3 separate regions of the Mus musculus genome follow, and all the other regions are linked to region 3. The links are chromatin loops, found by intact Hi-C in ENCODE. Cell type or tissue: heart. All regions are shown on one strand. Links, peaks and the distances in the headings refer to the core of each region. The heading gives the core; the rest is flanking DNA.

The links. A loop is a pair of places that touch in the nucleus more often than their neighbours do. Peaks named below come from ENCODE experiments on the same cell type or tissue, not always from the same donor. Only the 100,000 strongest peaks of a DNase experiment are listed, where the experiment ranks them.
Region 1: a loop joins it to region 3, with 7 times the contacts of the local background. A loop is called at or near these places in 22 of 42 quality-filtered maps.
Region 2: it touches region 3 in a loop (6-fold over the local background); 38 of 42 quality-filtered maps call a loop at or near these places.

What each region holds. Positions count from the first base shown.
Region 1 is chr11:68,208,225-68,214,437 of GRCm38, reverse strand. It overlaps Ntn1 (netrin 1), which reads left to right. Exons shown (of 7, transcript NM_008744.2): 7 at 1,104-5,074. The coding sequence ends at 1,432. Among named protein-coding and RNA genes, the nearest start is that of Mir6406, 9.6 kb to the left of the region's middle. In heart, for the core only: a CTCF peak has its summit at 2,021 (motif pointing left); DNase peaks (open chromatin) are centred at 347, 1,357, 2,027, 2,347 and 1 weaker place; H3K27ac peaks cover 1,757 bases.
Region 2 is chr11:68,000,327-68,006,539 of GRCm38, reverse strand. The region is part of intron 4 of Stx8 (syntaxin 8); the gene reads right to left. Among named protein-coding and RNA genes, the nearest start is that of Stx8, 37 kb to the right of the region's middle. In heart, for the core only: no CTCF peak of the experiment used is centred there; a DNase peak (open chromatin) is centred at 2,179.
Region 3 is chr11:68,404,593-68,412,496 of GRCm38, reverse strand. It overlaps Gm31954 (a long non-coding RNA gene), which reads right to left. Exons shown (of 4, transcript XR_879961.3): 3 at 6,666-6,789; 4 at 5,923-6,571. Among named protein-coding and RNA genes, the nearest start is that of Gm31954, 9.1 kb to the right of the region's middle. In heart, for the core only: a CTCF peak has its summit at 4,126 (motif pointing right); a DNase peak (open chromatin) is centred at 4,156; H3K27me3 peaks cover 866 bases.

The DNA of each region.
Region 1 (6,213 bases), core at 1-5,000, 200 kb after region 3:
TTGTTGGGAGAAAGAAGACTGTCTGTCATTGAACTGAGAACATGCCAAGCACCAAGGATCTGCCGTCTTCATGGCCCAGTGCTGGGATTGTAGTTACGAGTCCTGCTTTGCTCATGAGTTCTAAACTCATGGTCTGGCAAATGCTTCCTTGACTGAGCCACCTCCTAGCCTCTCCCTCATAAGCATGCCCTTCTACTTTAAAGTGCCTTCAGTAGGGACATCTTTTCACATATCTGCCGCTCCTCTCCAGTGTCTTCCCCCAGTAGCAGCAGCACTCCTGGGGAGAGCATGTGAACTGGGGACTTTACCCAGTTCTGGTGAGTCAGAAGCTCAAGGGTGGGTGGAGTCAGCACCGCACCATTTGCAGAAGCTCTCCAGGGACCTCTGGCGCAGTCTGGTTTGAGAACCCCTGTAGAAGAAGACTGGGGGTGGGGGGAGGGAGTGGGACAGTGCTGAACCTGAGAGGCTCCAAGGGAGCTAGCAGCCTGGCAGGGAGTATTTTTGAGGACCCTGGCTGACCCTGGAAAAGCACTCTGGCCATGTGAGTGGCAGACTCTCTTGATGCTGCGTACTAAAATTCCCTGATGGGCTGTTTCAATTTCATTGAAGTCAGGATGATTTTGGGGGACAGGTGCCATCCTAAGGCTTGGGGTGAAGTGGCTGGAGCCTTTGGAAGTCTAGGCATGTGAGGTGCTCCTCATTTCCAGAGGAGTCAGCCCTGCTGTCATCAAAGCCACCTGCCCTCAGGGGCAAGCAGACTATCTAGAGAGCTAGGGGCATGCTTAATCCATCTACCCCGCTTCCCTGGAGTCTCCCTTATGGATCTCAACATGTTCCAAGAGGCAGTGTTGGGCGGGGGGCACCTTCAACAAAGGCAGGAGCAACACTTCTTGGGATAGGGGCTTTGGCCCAGGTATTAGCTCAGGTTCTGGGATGAGCTTAGCTCACCCATTGCCCGTGGGGAGCCCTTTGCAGTCACTTTCCAGATCCCACTCCAGGTTCTTGTAGGACATCGTGCAGGTCGGGCCCATCCCATCCCAGGACCTGGGCACCTGGCTGCACTTCCCAGCCATGGCCCACACCACTTGTTTGCTTCCTCACAGCTGTCCAGATCCACATCCTGAAGGCCGACAAAGCAGGGGACTGGTGGAAGTTCACCGTGAACATCATCTCCGTGTACAAGCAGGGCACAAGTCGTATTCGCCGTGGTGACCAGAGTTTGTGGATCCGCTCACGAGACATCGCCTGCAAGTGTCCCAAAATCAAGCCCCTCAAGAAGTACTTGCTGTTGGGTAATGCCGAGGACTCACCTGACCAGAGTGGCATCGTGGCAGACAAGAGCAGCCTGGTGATCCAGTGGCGGGACACATGGGCACGGCGGCTGCGCAAGTTCCAGCAACGGGAGAAGAAGGGCAAGTGCAAGAAGGCCTAGCGCGGAGGTGGCGCGGGCTCCAGGAGGGCGGGCAGGGCGCTGGCAAAGGCTGGCAGCCTTGGACTTGGCCGTCAGGGGTTTTTTTGGGAGGGTGGGGGCGGGGCGAAGTCGAAGTGGGGCGGGGCCCTCAGCGGCTCCGCCCCAGCCCCACCCTCACACCCCTGGCTGCGCTCTTATGCGCATGGCAGAAAGCACCCTGTATTGACAGGCCAGGCCCTGGAGAAATGAGGACAAGACATAGCTACCTCACGGCGCTCCTTCCAGAACAGAGATGCGCTTCCCTAGGGCTAGGTGGGGGTCGCCGTGGAGGGGTTAGGGAGGTCCTGAGAGGCGGGAACAGAATGGCACAGTGGTCTACAGTCGCTGTGTTTGATGGTTATTGAAGGGGGATGTAAGAACTGTGAATTTTTGGGCCTGCAGCCTGGGCAGGGGCAACCAATCCACCACCAGACACTAGTCACGCCCCCCTCCTTTCTCCATCACCCGCTGTCTAGGAATTCCCACAGGACTCCAGACTCTGACAACAGGTCCCTATGTTAGAGGGCCCGATGACACTGGGATCAGCCAGCTTTGGTCTCCACTGCCACCTGCTGGGCTGGTCTCCTGGGTGGAGTTCACCATCTGTAGGGAGGGGAGAGTTCTCCTGGGGCCTGCTCTACTCCAGTGGGGCTGGCCCAGGCTCCTGGCCCATCAGAGGGCCTAGGGCCTAAGGACCCTGAAGTCAAGCCGGGTGGTCACTGCCTCTGCTGGAGCTGCCTGTGGAAGGAGGCATTGCAAACCAAAACCTCCCAGAGAGTTTCCTTGCTGGAAACTTGGAAACAGCCCTTTTTATGACATTTTCCAGGGGAGGGGGAGGGGTACTGGCGGGGGTTTAGGGCAGTGACACTATTTGTGTAATGACATCAGCTCCCACAAGGCCTCACAGCAATGTCAACAGCTGGAGAGGGCCTGGTTAAGTCTGGAATGCCAGCGGCTGTCTAGGCAGTTTGAACCAGGCTTGGGGGAAGGGGCTTGCCTGAGTCAGGGTAGGGTCGCTGCTCAGCAAGGTGCCTGGCGTCCAAGCTGGAGGGCAAGGCCAGGAATGGTCAGGTTCTTGGGGTCCAAGCATTCTGTGACTGCTTCCTGCTGCCGCCCTCACTGCTGGCTCCCCAGAAAAGGGACATAGACTCCTTGGTTAAGAAACCCACTCTAGCTCCCAGCTGTCTTGGTCTAGCCTGGGCAGTCTGGTCTATTCCTTTCTGGCTGCCTTCTTTGTGGAGGTCCCCAGGCCCTCCTGTATGCCTAGCTCTCTTTTCTCTTAGAGACTTAATGTCCTCACGCAGGCAGCTCCAAGCTTCCCTTCTGGTTGCTTCCCAGGCCCCTTTAGCCTTTCCCTGCCTCCCTGTACTCGGGCCTCTAGCCTCGCGCCCCGCACACTGGATGAGAGGCCTGGCCCTCTCAGTCAGGAAATTGGTTTCATTTCTCCTGCCCACTTGGCTGCCCTGAAGGGCCATATGAGGGATGAAGCTCAGCCCCTCAGTGACACGGCTCCCTCTGCTTCTCCACTTCTGCCCACATCACCACTGCCACTTACTGAGCACCCTCTTGGTGCCAGGCACTTTACCCATATGCTCCTGGCCTGTTTTCACCACAAACCTGCGAGGCAGGGATTCACTCTTGTCTTCGTGTTCACCAGTAAAAAGACATGTCCACGTGCCCAAGGTCACACCAGCACCGGTACTCAGACTCTGACCTCACCACAGTTGCACATCAGCAGTTAGCCCTCTTGACACTCCCACAGTAGGCGAGGGTTGGGTGGGATAGTGGTTACCACTGAGACCCAGGCAGCTTGTCTCTAGAGAACTCTGAGGATATGAGCCTGGAGTATGGTCTGGGACAGACCCAGCAACACCTCCTGAGGAGGCATCGGGAGTGGCGGGGAATGAGGAATGGACTCCCTAGTGGAAAGCCGCAAGATCCAGGAAGACAGGCATGGCCATCTGAGAGGGCCTGGAGAGGTGGCTTAGCTGCTTCCCTAGCCGGAGGAAGACTAAGGCTTCAGAGGGAGGCTGGCATGAGCACACAGACCTACCCTGGCAAGGGTCAGGTGGCTTCCCTGGTCCAAGCTTGAGATTGAGGGCAAGGTCCACTATCCAGGAGAGCCAGTATGGTTTGTTGGGTACCATCTGTAGCAAATAACATCCAGCTGTACAGCAGGGGTCTCATTTCTGTACCAGCATGTCTAATGCTCTGGCCAGCTTCCACCCTTGAACCCTGGAGTCCAGTCTCACCTGGTATCCAGCGAAGTCTCTTAACTAGACTTCCCCCACGCCCCTGCTAAGCAACAGAGACGTCTTGTTAGAAATCTACCAAGGCCTCCTGCCCTGCCCTCTGTGGCCTGCTCAATGGGGGCTACATTAAATAGCCAAAATGAGCCAAGTTGTGGATAAGGTCATTGCTGAGGGAGCAGGGTTTGTCACAGCCACCACCTCTGTGGACCAGAATCCAGCCCACCTCTCCTCTGCCTGAGAGCCAGCCTTAGGGAGGCAGCTGTCTCCTACCCACCCTAGGGAGGAGATGGAAAGGGGGAAGAAGACATCCTCTTTGTACAGTTAGGAAGGGGTGCAAAATGGAAGTAGGTTTTTGAGTTTGAGAGTGTATTAACAGAGTTGTGATATGTAGGTCTTTGAAGAAAACCATACCAGGTTAGTCACTTACCAGTCAAGATTTCCCAGCTGTCCCTTTGCTTACCATTTGGGTAGTCTGGTCCCCTGTCACCAGAATGCCTCCTTTGCTGACACACAGTGGCACAAAGGTATGTGGTGAAGGTGATGACATGCTCCTAGGTACAGCTGTGAGCTGTGGTTTCTGGCCAGAGCTTCTGTCCCAGAAAGCAGGGCAGGAGGCAGGACCATCCGGCTCCTTCAGATGGGAGGGAGGGTCAGATGCCAAGGGCAAAGCCTAGGGAGGCTGGGGTGGCCTCTCCGAGGGCCTTAGGGACTTTCTAGAACTCTGCCTCAGTGGTTACATACAGGCAGTGGGTACAGGCTGTCTTAGAATTGCCCCTGAGCTGGAACAAGACTGAAATGAGGAGACCCTTCAGGACTGACCTGGGGAATGGTTCCTTTAGGGTCTCAACACTTGAAGGACTCCATCCAGGAAACCTAGAGAGTGGGCAAGATAGGCTCACTAATGGGCCGTGGTTCACAGACAGATATTCCTGTGGACCAGAGCCATGCCATACCCCAGGGGTATCAAAATTGTCTTTGTGGGGCCTTGCCCCTGCCAAAAACTAAGCCAGCCTCACCTCTTGTGTCAGCGGACTTCCTTCCCCTTTCCCTGATCTGGGTACACCCCCCCGGCCTCCCTCCTGTGTCACCGATTCTGCTCACACAGAATTGTAAATGTTTAGTTGTGACCATGACATATTGTTTGGGCCAGTGTTCCTTTCCAATGCATACTAATATATTATGGTTATTATATATGAATATATTTAATGACATGGAGAAAGTTGTGGATTTTCTTTCTTTTTCTTTCTTTTTTTTTTTAAAGTTTTTTTGTTGTTAGAGTTGTAATGGACCCAGACGGAACTTGTAACGTGGGCCCTACATGATAGAACTAAATCCAGATATCATTAAATAAACTCTTGTATACTGTTCTGTGTCCCAGCCTTTCTTGGTGGTGGCATGTGGGGAGGTAGAAGGGCGGAGACTAACAGCAACTTAAGGAATATGGCGTCTTGCCCTAGGACACCCTAGCAAGACAGAATCTTGTGTGTTTTAAACAAAGAGCCCTAACTACCCAAAAAAGGCAGGAAAAGTGCAGCCCTGTTTGGAAAGTCCTATAGGCTTGCTGGCTCCGACTGCTGTCTGAACAGGCTCTCAGATGGGCCAGGCCACACAGCAATTCCAAGTCACCGCTGCGGCAGATCCTTCCTGGTCCTGGAGTTCCCAGGCAGGGGTAGAAGAGAAAGGGGGTCCCTCCCACTGCGCCCTACCGTCACCACTAGATTCAGAGCTTGCAAGCCCTTTTGGACTTGTATAATTTCCTCCTCTTCTATTCAAGATGAAGTAGAGATGACAGAGGTTGATAAAACTTAAGAGGTCATGCAAAAAAAAAAAAAAAAAATTCCCTGCCACTGCCCTGCCCCCAGCCCACCCCTGCCCTGCCCCCAGCCCATTGCTGAGGCACAGGGACTGGGTCTGTGCCAGCACCATGCAGCCACCAGGAGCTGAGCTCAGTGGTTTTGGAAAGGCTATGTTTAAACTTCCAAATGGTTGTGATTTCTTCACTGAACAACAAGCCAGCCCCCTGGGCGGATGTGTTGCCATGGCCCATGGACTGGACTCTTTCCTGCACCCAGTGCTTTTGAAGACAAGACTCACCTGCTGGCCTGGTCCAGCCCCTGAGCAATGTGGATTTTGAGGTGTCCTTGCTGTCAGGGCATGAAAAGTCTTCCCTTGTAGAACAGACAGGCAGTTCGAGGACAACACTGTTGGACCAACCTCCACAGAGGAGCAGGGTTCTAAGCTAGGGCAGGCAGGAACACACATGAACTCTGGTGTCCCAAACCATCTCAGAAATGGGTCCTTGCTGGACGCAAGGTGGTGGGTAGTTTAGGATAGAAAGCAGTTCCTGGTTGGCTGGTCAGACTGAGGAAAGAGCAAGCCTTGTGTGCAGTGTCAGTCTCCCAGGGTCAGCTGGGGCTAAGAGCTCTGTGGCCATTTGGCAGTTTGACTCTCATCTTTGGTCATTTTAAGCCAAGAGTTCAGTTCTCAAGGACTTTTCATGATACGGCTTTT
Region 2 (6,213 bases), core at 1-5,000, 400 kb after region 3:
TTTTGTCTGGAAAAAAAAATATCAGTGTTTGAGCATTCACAGACCACAGGGAGGTTTACAGTTAGGAGCAACGAAGCTATTTCTAGGGTGTCAGAGAGCTGGGTTGCATCAACAAAGGTTTCTAGCTGGCCTTGCCCACAGATGTGAAAACGCCCTTATGGTATGAAAGGGCTAATTCCTTTTTCTTTTCAAAACGTTTTATGCGGTTTTGCTCCGTGGACATAAAGATGCACAGAGACTCAAATTTCAATCAGAAATGGACTCTCTGACATAAATTCTTCAGAGACACACTCTGGCAACAACGTGCAGACTGGATTACATTGAAAAGCGGCTGGGGCAGGGGCTGGGGGGGGAGGCAGGCCAAGGCGGGGGAGCGGTAATTGAGGTGGGTGGCAAAGGAAGTCAGGAGAAGGAAAATGACAACAGGGACCTGTGAGGAACAGATGATCAGCACACTGCTTTAAGGCTACCAGTCTGAGGGAGCAGACTGAATAAACGGGGTGAACATTTCCAAGCCTGCCTGAGCTGGGAGAATAAACTCAAGTTAGGGAAAAGGAAATTTCTCATTAGCATTCAAAGTTCAACACAGCTTCTAAAAACAAACCCCAAATAACACCACTCACTCGAGGTCAGGATCAGCGGACGTGCGGATAACTTCCTTCAGCCTGATAAGCCACAGTCTCATACTCTGTAGTCCATCCACCCTCCCGTCCATCTGCCCGCCTGCCCACCTACACACATCCATACAACTGAAGAGCTTCCATTGAGCAGACACTGATCCAGTGGCTGAGAAGTGAACAGGACTTAAGTACCTGGTGGATACACTAGGGATGAAAAGTGCCCAGCACAGTGCCTAACCCAACATTGGTTCCCAAGATATTTGTATTGTTAATTTCAATAAGCAACGCCTGCTGAGTTCAAGTCCAGAATAAACAACTCATCCACAGAAAATGTCTCCTTCTCTATCACCTACCAAGGGACACTTCATCAGTGTCCCCAGCCTACTGCAATCAAGTATCTTTAGTTGTTCTGTTTTGTCTTGTTTCATTTCGTTTTGGGGTTGTAGTTTTTTCCCTTTTTCCCTTAGTGATGGGAATCAAGCCCAACCCTGTGCATGCTAGGGGCCCATCCCACCACTGAGCTATGCCTCTGACTGGTTTGCCCAATTTTAAGTCAACCCCTTTTTTTTTTTCTCCTGACAAACTCCTTGCCAAACTCAGCTGGGTGACTTGGGGGAACGGACACAATTTAAGAAAGGGCTGTTGTTTTGTTTTGTTTTGTTTTGTTTCATGACTTTTCAAACTTCAATATACCAGCTACTGAGAACTCCCCAGTATAACTGCTGTTGTAACATCCTGACCTGTGGCTATGAGGGCATCAGTGGCCGCCTCCCAGATCATCAGCCTCATCAGCCCGGGAATCTTTCCTATTCTTTCTTCAAAATCCCAGCAGTTGCTCTTCTTCTTTTCCTTCTCTTTCTTTCTAAAAAGGGTTTACTTATTTATTTATTTATTTAATGTATATGAGTACACTGTTGCTGCCTTTGGACACATCAGAAGAGGAAATCCGATCTCATTACAGATGGGTTGTGAGTCACCATGTGGTTGCTGGGAATTGAACTCAGGACCTCTGGAAAAGCAGTCAGTGCTCTTAACCGCTGAGCCACCTCTCCAGCAACCCTCCCTTTTTTTTTTTTTTTTTTTGGTTTTTCAAGACAGGGTTTCTCTGTGTAGCCCTGGCTGTCCTGGAACTCACTCTGTAGACCAGGCTGGCCTCGAACTCAGAAATTCACCTGCCTCTGCCTCTGCCTCTGCCTCTGCCTCTGGATTGTGGAGATGAAAGGCATGTACCACCACGGCCCAGCTTGGTTGCCTTTTTAAATATTAGCAATAAGCTCCACATTTGATCATAACAAAACAGTTCACGGTAGAAGAGCTACGCAGGTTGTTGGAAGGCTTCGGAGGACATATTGCAGCTTCAGAAGCAGAGTATTATCCCTGAGGAGGATTATCTCTGCCATCTGAATCAGCACCGACAGAAAGGGCTCTCTAGCTAAAGCATTGGAGCATCACAGGTACCTTAAACGTAGTAGAGAGGCAAGGAGTGGCTGGCACAAAATCCAAACCTTCCATTCTGGGAGGGCCAATCACATTACCAGCCTCTCGGTGACTGAGCGCTCTCTGCTGGTCAGTGGGGGAAATTCAGCTACAGTAACTGGCCAATGACAATTGTAACTCTGTACTTTATTAATACACAATGTATGCTTGTAAACACGGTAAAGTGTGCAATAGTGACCAAGGTGCTCACCCACAATGAGGAGCCACACCTCTGGACACTGCCCTCTGTGCTCTGTTCACTTGGTTCTTTACAAGCCAACAGTTTCATGGCATACCCAGAGAGGGTCCAGAAGAGATGATGAACAAACAATTCGTATTTTGCACTTAGAAATGTCACATGTCTAACTCGGCCAACTCGGCCTCAACATTCCCCCCTTCCCCCCCCCCCCCCGTATTCAGCATGCTTGTTTCCACTCCATTACTTTATAAAGTGATGCTAAAATGCTCCATTAACAGTGCTACTAGCACTGCTCTGGAAACAAGCGTGCTATGTGGAGTTTCACAAAAATCACTGTCTGGCAAGCAGCAGTGGTACAAATCTGTTTGGCAACCGGTGTATAAAAATGCAAATATGCCACTAAAAGACTAATTAAGGGTGTCCAGTGGTAATGTATATACAACCAATACACACAGAGCCAGGGACCACCTACCTAGCCATCACTTCAACCTAAACAATTCAATTTTTATTGCACTGGCTCTGCCAACTCACACCTAAAACATAAATTAGTGAGATGGTGGCCCATACTTTTAACAGTGGTACCCTTTTGCCTCGGGGACAGAACCCAAAAATGTGTAAGGCTTCATCGGGAAACTTTTATGCAGCCAGCTGGACACCAGTCTGCAGACTGGCATGAAAAGTACTGCTCCCGGGGCAGTAGACTCCAGGAAAGCACAGAGTAAGGTGGGCAGGGCGGCATGCGCCTATATCCCAGCACTCAGGGACTGAGACAGGATCCTGCAAGTCTGTGGAGTGCACAGTCAGTGCTGAGCCAGCCTGGAGTAGAGAGGGAGACACTGACTTTAAAAAATACATTAAAAAGTTCACAGCAGACTGAGGTGCATGGTATGCCAACAATACTCCTTCTCTCAGGATCATGTGAGTCTTTTTGGTGGTGGTGGGGTTGTTTGTTTGTTTGTTTGTTTGTTTGTTTGAGACAGGGTTTCTCTGTATAGCCCTGGCTATCCTGGAACTCACTTTGTAGACCAGGCTGGCCTCAAACTCAGAAATCCACCTGCCTCTGCCTCCCAAGTGCTGGGATTAAAGGCGTGCGCCACCACCGCCCGGCAGGACCACGAGAGTCTTAAGCCTTCCAACACCTTCTCAGCCTGTCCCCCCCACATCCGCTTCTCTTCCTCTTAATTGCTTACACTGCGTTTATGGCCCGTGCCATACAATTCTTTATGCCATCATCCACTACTGTGTTCTCTGGTCATTCTATTAAAGGCAGAAAGACCTCTTTACGTGGTGTGCATTGTCTTCTCTTCTGCCAAGATCAGTGGGAGCAAGCACGGATTACTGGGTGCTTTCTGGTTCACAGAGGGCCTTGCCACGGACCCACCACATTCCAGTTTCACAGGCTGCAGAGTTGTGGTTATCTTTATTTTACAGGAAACAAAATGGGAGTTAAAACTCAAACCCAGGTTTTGTAATATTCAATCATTGCTCCTTCACACATTGCTGCATTGGCCATCTGCTGCTATAGGGTATTCCTGTCCACAGGCTAGAAAGAGCAAACGGCAAGACACAGCACTTGAAGCCAGTGGGGGGAAAACAAACAAACAAACAAACCACACCCGCTACAGGCAACAGTGGTACGAACCAAGATCAAGAGAGACCAGAGACAAACGCCAGAGCAAAGGATGCTGGTTCTCCTCCAGCACTGGGTCAGCTCTGACCCAGGAACCCATCCTCCTCTATAACCCAGAGGGTGATCCTTCTTTGCTGCCTCTGCAGACTGTGGAGGTAAAATGAGATCAATCAATGGATTGATCTATCTAATCTAATCTACCTAGCTATCTACCTAAATTTTAATTTCTTAACCTTCATTTATTAAAAAGTTGAACTTGGGAGGCTGAGGAGATGGCTCAGTTGGTAAAGCACTTGTCACACAAACACGAGGATCTTACTTCAATCCCCAGCACCCATGTTAAAGCAAACAAAAAAACAAAACCATAAAACCATAGGGTATTGCAGTGCATGCCTATAATCTCCAGGGGCGGGGTGGGGGTGAGGCAGGAGGCTCCCTGGGATCGCTGGACAGCCATTCTAACAGAACCACTGAGATCCAGGTTCAATGAGAGATCCTGTCTCACAAACTAAGGTGGACAGGAGTTGAAGAAGCCACCAGGTGTCAACCCATGACCTCCATATGTGCACACACATACAGAAGAAAAAGAGCAAAACGTGGAAAGTACTCAGCGTATTAAAAAAAAAAGACAATGAGCTAAAATATAGCACGCACAGTAACTCTTCTTTCTTACTCCCCCTTGTTGACAGACTGCAATTTTTCTCCTTTTCAATTCCCAAATGGTTTTTGCAATTTAAAATTGATACATACAGCTGCAGAGATCTTTATTTTCCATGCCCCAAATCATCACTGTGCTGTTATAATACCAAGTACTAAAATGCAAAAGAGACTTTATTTTTCCATCCGTAGATTAACAAAACCTACCAAGTTCTGCGACACCCACTGATGGCTAGCAGGTTGGGAAATGAGCCCTCCCACATACTGCTGGCCAGCCTTACAAATTTTAAGAAATTTACATGGCAGTTCTTTAAATTTCCAACACACATATCCTGGAGGCCCTCTCTTACAGAAACAGAGGCCACAGTGCACATGGAATTTGCCTTAGCTATGTAAATAGAGAAAACAAACAAAAAAACAAAACAAAACAAAACAATCCAACACCATTATGGACAGTGGCTACAAGAATGACTGCAGACTTATAACTGCAAAGCACTCACTGTTGCAAAGAATGTGTTAAACCTACTGACTTGGAGGAATGTCCAAACTTAAATAAAAAAATAAATTATAGAGACATGTACATATAAGTCTGTTTTCAGAATGATATATTTATAGCAACATACTTACAAGTATAAATAACAGTAAGTATGATCAAGAAAATGCCAACATTACAAGTGGTGACTTTAGGAGCATGGCATCTGGGAAAGGAGAGGCGATATATGTTGGCACCGTACATGAGCATAAGCATGGATCTTTTTTTTTTTTTTTTTTTTGGTTTTTCGAGACAGGGTTTCTCTGTATAGCCCTGGCTGTCCTGGAACTCACTTTATAGACCAGGCTGGCCTCAAACTCAGAAATCTGCCTGCCTCTGCCTCCCAAGTGCTGGGATTAAAGGCGTGCGCCACCACGCCTGGCGGATCATTATTTTAAATCCAAGTAGAGAGCCAAGTGTGGGAGTCCTTCTCTAATCTCAGGACTGCTGAGGTAGAGGCAGGAGGATCACAGGATCCAGCTCAGTTGGGCTGTACAGTGAGAGCCCCACTCAACTGCCCCCAAAATAAAAAGGAAAGGAAAGTCATTTCCCTGCAAGGAGGGAGGGAAGGAAAGAGAGAAAAGATGACAGGAAACAAAGAACTATAAAATATGACATGGTATCCCATTAACATGCAAAATCTGAAGTTTGGCATATCAGCTAAAAAAGCACATTTTAAAAAGTTAAGTGGCAACCTATGTGGAAACTATTAGAAAGACACATTGAAAACATCTCTTTGATTTTAAAGCCAAGAGCAGAGTAAAAGAACCAGGCCTGGCAACACACATGGGTAACCCAGCAACACACTTGTAACCCAGCAACATGCATGGGTAACCCAGGGCTTGGGAGGAAGAGGCAGGTGGGTGAGGGATTCATGGTTATCTGTGGTTGTTAAGACCAACCTGGGCTACTTGAGACTTTGGAAAGAGGTCAAAGAGGAACACGGAGAAAAGGAAGAAAGGAAAATGAGTGGGAAAAGGAGGAGTAGAAAAAGTGGGTGTGTGCCAATTTTCCCAAGGGGAAAAACAATGGATGAAAAAAATACCTAAGTTTTTTAAAAGGAAAGGAAAAGAAAGGGGGGGGGAGAGAGAGAGGAGGA
Region 3 (7,904 bases), core at 1,557-6,556:
TCAGTGTAAATTGTCTGAGGCAATCCAGTAGCTGGAATGTTGTACTAACTAGACAGATGTTAAATGAACATGGCTTTGTCTCAGTGGTAGAGTACTGGAGTATTGTACACGAGGCCTTGGATTCTGTCTCCAATACCATAAAAGAAAGTTTAAACCAGTGATTATAAATAAATACAGAAAACTAATTTTAAAAATCAGAGACTTAATACTGAACTGGGCAGGTGTTTTATGCCTGTGCTCTCAGCTCTCAAAAGGCTAAGAAGGCAGAAGCATTGTTGTGTGTGGTCTGCCCAAGCCTACAGGGCTGCGGTGAGTCCCTGTGTCAAAAACGGAACAACAATAAATACAGTCCCAAGACAGAGTCCAGCGAGCTGTAAATGAAGACTGCAGGGACGTTCCTGGGTATTTCAAGACACAAGGCACCACCAGATAAACAAATCTAAACTTGTTCAGAACTAATTTGCCAATGTGTCTTATAGAAATATTTTTATGTGTGTGGGTGTTTTACCTGCATGTATGTCTGCATGTATGTCTGCATGTCAAAGATGGGTCAGATTTCTAGGAACTAGAGTCAGAAATATTGTGAGCCACCATGAAGTGCTGGGAAATGATCCCTGGTTCATAACTCCAGTACCAGAGAATCCGATGCCCTCTTCTGTCTTATACAGGCTCTACATGCAAGGGGTGCACTGACATACATGCAAGCAAAAATATCCATACATAAAAATAAATAATTTTAAAAAGAGCTGAGCATATGCCTTTAGTTCTAACTGAAGCAGGCGGATCTCTCTGAGTTCAAGGCCAGCTTGGTCTACATAGTGAGGACCAGGACAGCCAGAGCCATAAAGTGAGAACCTGTTTTAAAAAACAAAACATACAATCTAAAAAAAAAAAATCAATTTTAAAGTTTTAAAATCCACTCCACTATGTATGTATGTCATGTAATTATGAGTTTAGTTCACACTTTCCCAATGACTACTGTTTATCTATTCATATGTTTATTTGCCATTTGTATACTTTAGTTAAATGTCTCTTTAGATATTTTTCTAATCCAGGAGTATATGTGAATGTAGTCATACAGAGTTTTGAGAATTCTTCTTATTTTTCTTTTTTTAAGAGATTTACTAATTTTTAAAATGTGTACATGTGCAGGGTGCTCACAGAGTGAGGCTGTCAGACGCCCTGGCTAAGTTGTAAGTGGGTAGGAGCTGCCTGATGTGGGTGCCGTGAGCCCTGGTCCTCTGAGAGGACAGCAAGTGTTCTTCACCACTGAGCCATCTCTCCATATTTTTCTTTTGTAAATCTCTGTATGTGTGTGTGTGCTCATGTGTATGTTCATGGATGTGTATGTTTATGTGTGTGTGTTCATGGATGTATGTGCTCATGTGTGTGTGTGTTCATGGATGTATGTGCTCATGTGTGTGTGTGTGTGTGTTCATGGATGTATGTATTCATGTGTGTGTGTGTTCATGGATGTATGTGTTCATGGATGTATGTGTTCATGTGTGTGTGTTCATGAATGTATGTGTTCATGGGTGTGTGTTTATGAGGATGTGTGTTCATGCGTGTGTGTGTGTGTGTGTTTGTGTGGGTGCATATGTGAGTGTGCACACGTATGGGACTGAAGGTAGAGGTCAGAGGTCAATCGCAGGTATTTTCCCTCAGGAACCATCCATCTTCTTTGTCATTTATTTTGCTGTTGCTTTGAGACAGGTTCCACTACACAGCCCTGGCTAATCTGGAACTTGTTCTGTAGACCAAGTTAAGTTTGAATTTACAGAGATCACCTGCCTCTGCCTCCGCCTCCGCCTCCGCCTCCGCCTCCGCCTCCGCCTCCGCCTCCGCCTCTGCCTCTAGCGTGCTGGGATTAAGTGTTCTAGGTGTGTGTGTGTAACATACCTATCTGAATATTGCCTTTCTATCCTGAAGCTCTACTGAACTAACTTATTTTTAAAATATAATACTTGTATTAGGCTGGAGAGATGGCACAGTGATTAAGAGCAGTGACTGCTCTTCCAGAGGTCCTGAGTTCAATTCCCAGCAACCACATGGTGCTATGGATGTGTGTGTGAGGGTTTGTCTTTACAACCATCTGCTATGGGGTCTGATGCCCTCTTCCGGTGTGTCTGAAGAAAGCAATGATATACTCATATACATAAAATAAATAAATCATTAAAAGTAATACTTGTATTAATCCTTCGAGAATTTCATGCATGGTGAACTCACTGACTTGTGTAAGAGAATCTCCTTTTGGTTTGTGCGCACAGAAGCCTCGCTTGGGTCCCGCCAGTCCTGCTTTACGCTGTCAACAATATGAGTTCTTATCTCCAAATATAATTTTTGTTCTAAGATGCCTGCTTGATTATTGTTAACATCAAGTTCTCCACTGGAATCTTACCCATTTGCCTTTCCTTGTTGTCCCATTCAACATACCTACTACCTCCATTTTAAAGTTCTTATCTATTTATTCCAAACTTTGGATCACTGCAAGGCTCCCACTGCTGTCTGCCCCTTTTTCTTCACTGTTGGTGATGCGTTCCTCTCCCTACACGTGCCATATTTTCTTATTGTATCCCAGATAGTGCATCCAAGAGCCTTGGAGATGGAAGTCAATTTGTTTTCCCTTAGTGAGGGTTTGTCCTCTTCTCAGAGACATTTAACATAAGGGGTGATCATCACCTCCGTCCATTCAAGAATGAGGGATGTGGGGCAGACTAGGAACACCTCTGCTGTGAGACCTTGCTGGGCACGTAGCTCAGGCATAGAGCATTTGCCTAGTATACGCACAGGGTTTAATCCCTAGCAACACATGTATACACACACACACACACACACACACACACACACACACACACACTAATTATTGTGACTTAACCAGTTGTTTTGAGTTGTTGCAACAGAAGCTTCCACTGCTTATTGCATTGTGTTTGGAAGGAGTCCCTCAGATAGTGTGGTGGTTTGAGTAAGAATGGCCCCCATGGCAGGCTTTAGTGGCACACATCTTTAATTCCAATATTTGAGAGGCAGAGGCAGGATCCCTGTGAGTTCAAGGCCAGCCTGGTCCACTTAAGCAAGCTCAGGACAGCCAGGGTTCTATTACACAGAGAAACCCCGCTTTGGAAAACGAAAGGGGACAAAGAAGACACTATTGTGAAGTGACTTCAAATGTGGAGAACATAGGTACAACAGCTACTTAACCGTTTAGGATATGTAAGATACGTCATGAATTAGAAAGTTAAATGTGTCAGTTAAAAAAAAGCATGATGGCTCAAGACTCCTGGTGAGCCTCAACTGAGGGCAGGGGTTGGAAAGAGAATTGGTCAGCAGGGTGTGGCCTGGCTTTCAGGACTTGCAGAGACCTTGGCTCATCCTAAAGCTGGAAGCCTTTCACCTTTGTAGAGTAGACTCAGCCACCCCCAGCCTCCCCCGTGCTAACTAGGTGATCAGTGAGGAGCCCCGATAGTCCTGATGTCAACCTTCATTAGCACTGGGAGGAGTCCCACCACTGTCCTGCTCATAGCCAGCAGGATGTGGAGAACCACAGACAACAGAACTTCAGACTAAGGCAAGGAGTGGTGGTGAGCTCCAACTTTCACTCTCCCTGATCTTCGCTGGCCTGAATTCCTCAACTGGCCTCAAGCTCGGGAAACCGAGTACTGGGATTACAGCCATCACACACAGTACACTTCTTTATTAACGTATTTAATTACATGCTGGAATGACATCTCTGGTAGCCAGTAGTAACAGATATACATGACACTTCCTGTTGTTTCCAACCAATGTTATACGATATTTCTTTAAAATATGCTGACTTACTGGGGGGGGGGGCAAAAAAATCACAAGTAGTGTTTTTGTCTAATGAATAATAATTACCATAATAATCATTCAAGGACGTGTTAAATTTCAGTTGGAGAGGCCAGATCTAGTTGTGCACTCGGGAGGCAGAGGCAGGCACATCTCTGAGTTCAAGACTAGCCTGATCTACAGAGCAATGTCCCGGACAGCCAGATCTACACAGAAAAACCCTGCCTTGAAAAAAACCAAACAAAACATTTCAATTGGAGCTGAGTGAAAATATCACCTAAGTAAGGCACAGAAACCTGCAGTGTAAATAGAGACAGCCCCCACTAGAGGGTGCTAGTGTTGTAGAAAGAGGAGTGTCTGACTGACCTCAGCTGTCACAGCTCCAGGCCACCATCTCTTCCCTTAACCCAACCTCCAGGCCTTCCCAGGCCATCTCTTCCCTTCCACCTACCTCCAGGCTTGTCCATGCACACTGTGCTCTTAAGAGTGGAAGATTCAACTTTGCTGTACTAACAGGTCTGACTTTCAGCCCGCTGGGCTAACCAGAAAACAAAAGAACACACAAGATTCTGGTTCTGAGCCGAAGCTGTGTCCCACATCTTTGATGGTTTGATGGACAGCCAAGTCTCAGAGGGTGACCTCTGATGAAATCTGAGGAGGGCCACTAGCCTTCTGGAAAGTTCTTTCCACTATGTTTGGGAACATGTCACCAGGGTCAATGGTGGGCGAGTCGCTTCCACCTTGAATGTGTGGATGTGACAGTCAGAGCGGCTGAACTCTATGTAGAGTCCTCTCAAAGGGGGGCTGGGAATAATTCCCACCTGGGGCTGAGCACAGCAGTAGTGCTCTTCATCCCCAAATGCAGAGTGAGCCCAGGTCAGTTCCTCCATCGCCATTTCCCCTCCTACGTGCAGCTTTGAAAGCACTTGAGAGGCAGTGTGATAGGGTGGCCATAACCACACCCCTAAGCCTGGGGGGGGGGGCAGCGCTTCCCTATCAGGTGAGAGCCATGGGGCTGTGTTTCAGCAGCCTCCACAAAAGCAGAGCCTAGACAAGCTCTGTTAAGAAACCCAGCCTTGCCACCTCCTTAATGCAACATCAGCAAGTCGTGGAACCTCTATGTCTGAAGTGGAGAGAGGGGCAGCCCTGACCTTATGAAGTTGTTATATTGACATGACTCAAAGAACACAGTGCACTCCAAAGACGGCCCAGCCTACAGGAAGTACCAATGAGGAGCTGCCCGCCGCTGACAACTGTCAGCACGGTTTAAGACAATGAGACAATGCTGACACCATTCTTGCCCTCGTGCTTCCTCTCTCATGACTCTGAGAAGTTAGCCTCTTTCTCTTTCTTAAAGAGACTGTTCTCTGGCTCAGGACGTAGCTCAGTGGAAGGCTATTTACCCAGTATGCATCAAGCCCTGGTCCCATCACGGGCACAACAACCGCATCCATCACAGCTGACAAAGAAAACACCTTTTTGAGCCCACTGCTGTCCTTCCAGGCTCTACAGGTATGGCGGGAGAGTGACTTTGTCTTTTTACATTCACCTAACATGGTGTTACCATTGACACTGGTGACTTCCTATCTTTGTGGAGGAGCTCTGCCAGAGGGCTGAGCATCTAGGCCTGAAGTCAGATGCCCTGTATCCAAATGGTGACTCTGATGCTTTGTAGCATTGTGACTTCAGGGTGACTTGATCCCCTTTTGACTCAGTTTTCTCATTTCTGAAATGAGACATTAGAAGCACTGTACTACTCTAGCTCTTAGAACAGGCTGGACACATAGCCAGTGATCAATATGTGCTAACTGCTACACTGGCTTCTTGACCACCCCAGGCTGCCCCAGGGTCATAGCCTTTACCTGCCCTGTCCCTGCCAAGGAAAACCTCTACTCTCCTACCTGACTAATACCTTCCCCAACCTCAAGTTTCAACATAAGTATCTATTCTCCAGTTGTGCCCAGAGTCTCAGCCCCTAGAGTCTCTGTACATCTTTTTTTTAAGGTTTATATTTACTTTTATCTTCTATGTATGTATGAGTGCCCCCTGTGTATGTATGCATACCATTTGTGTGCCTGGTGGTCACAGAGGCCAGAAGAGGCCATTCAGTCCCCTGAAACTGGAGGTATAGGAGGTTGTGAGTCACCATGTGGGTGCTGGGAACAGAATCCCAGTCCTGTACATGAGTATCAAGTGCCTTCTACTGTTGAGCTATCTCTCCAGCCTCATCTCTTAACTTGTATTGCTTATCTGCATAGCGGTCACACAGACACATATGCTGTTGTTTATTAAATATTTGTCTTCCCCACTAAGCTTAGAGCCTGATGAGTCCACAGCTGTGTCTGCCCAGTTCCGTGTCCTTGAAGGCTGACATGCCAAAGGAGTCCATAAATGTCTGCACACTAAATAAACCACGCAGGCTTCCAAACGGCTAGTGCATGTGGGTGGATGCCAGGGCGGGAAACATCTGAAGCTGAGGCTTGAATGGCAGCGATGGGGAGTCTGGAGAGTCACGGTCACAGTTTTCCAATCCCTTCACTTGTTGATGGACTCTGGTCCCTTGGCTGCCCTTTTATAGATCAGAGGGTCTAGGAGAGAATTCTTGAACACATCTGACTCCTTGCTCTGGGTGACCAGATGGCCCAGGGATGTCAACTGGCCAACGTGATGGAATGCGTGGTGAGGAGGATGGGAGACACTCCAGTCTTCGTCTTCTAGCACAGTTAAATTCCAGGAATACCAGCGAGGGGATCAGGCCATGTCATACCTGCCTTGCAAGACAAACAAGCCACAGGTTGAGGGAGGGGGTGGGCAGGGATATGCCACAACTGCATGAGAAAGGAAGGGCCAGATGTACAAACCGGAAAATGCCTCGATGCAGGTGGAGTTGAATACAGTGAACTGAGCTCTATGAACAAGCCCATGCCTGCCAGCCAGCATGTCAGAGCCTTGTCCGGAGGAGCTCTGGGCTCACTAGGTTCACTCCTGAAAAGACACGGCAAGAATGGCTTGTGATTGACATACCGCGCAGGTAGAACGCAGGTAATTCTCCCAGGCCAGGGCCCTGGCTCTAGTTGCTAAAATCAGGATTATGTCTGTGCTGATTTACTTCTCAGCTGGGTTTTGCTAAAAAGCCTCCAGGAGGCCACCAGACTGTGGGTAAGATTGACAAGAAAGGCCAGCCTCCTTTGGGTCTCCCTTCCTGGACAAAGGGCAAACACGAGGGAATACATTCAGAGAAAGAGGTCCTCCTTCTTCTGGAACCCTCTTTGAGTGCCAACTCTAGCCCCAAACAAGTGTGTTTGTGAAGGCTAGAAAGAAACTAAATGCCATTTACAAGTTCTGCTCCGAGTAGAGCAAATGCCAACCTTGCTAGGAACGCCCGAGCAATTTGGAGCCTGAAGTGCTAGTGCCCAACCGAGAGCCCATTGTTCAATTGGAAATTTGTGGGGAAGTGATTTTGGCTGCCACAGTATTGAGAGTAGGGGTCACCATGTCTATTTAGTAGCCAGGGACAGTAAGTGCCAGGTTCCTACAGTCCATGGTATGTAGGACAGTCATGCACAACAGAGCTATTTTCCTGTATCTTTCTAAATACTACACTAAACATCATGGAGATAAAAAAGAAAAAAATCATTGGTAGGCAAAGGTCAACCTTACCTTGTCTTAGAATACACATTTATTTTTATTTGACCAAACACTGTGGCCACTTTGAAAAATCATATTGCTTATGGCAATGCTACTCAAGGGGTTTAGATCACATCTCTACCAGTCATTGTTACTGTGGTCTCCCTGGTCATCCCACACACAGATGAAAGTATTTACCCACTCTATTATGATATCTTGTGTTCTTATGCCCAGGCACTTACATAAGCTTTCACTGTGTGTGGCTTTTTCTCATGCCCTTAGTAAGATATTTTAGTTGATATGGAAGAGGAAGTTAGGTATGTTGGAAGGCTATATCATCTATAAATTTTATTTGAGGATGATCAGGGGGTGTCATAACTATTTATAAAATGAAAGGTAACTGTGGGAGACCTCGGATGTGGGTGGCAGCACCATGCTTGGGTGATAATACAAAGCAGTCAGGGTGCTGAGCT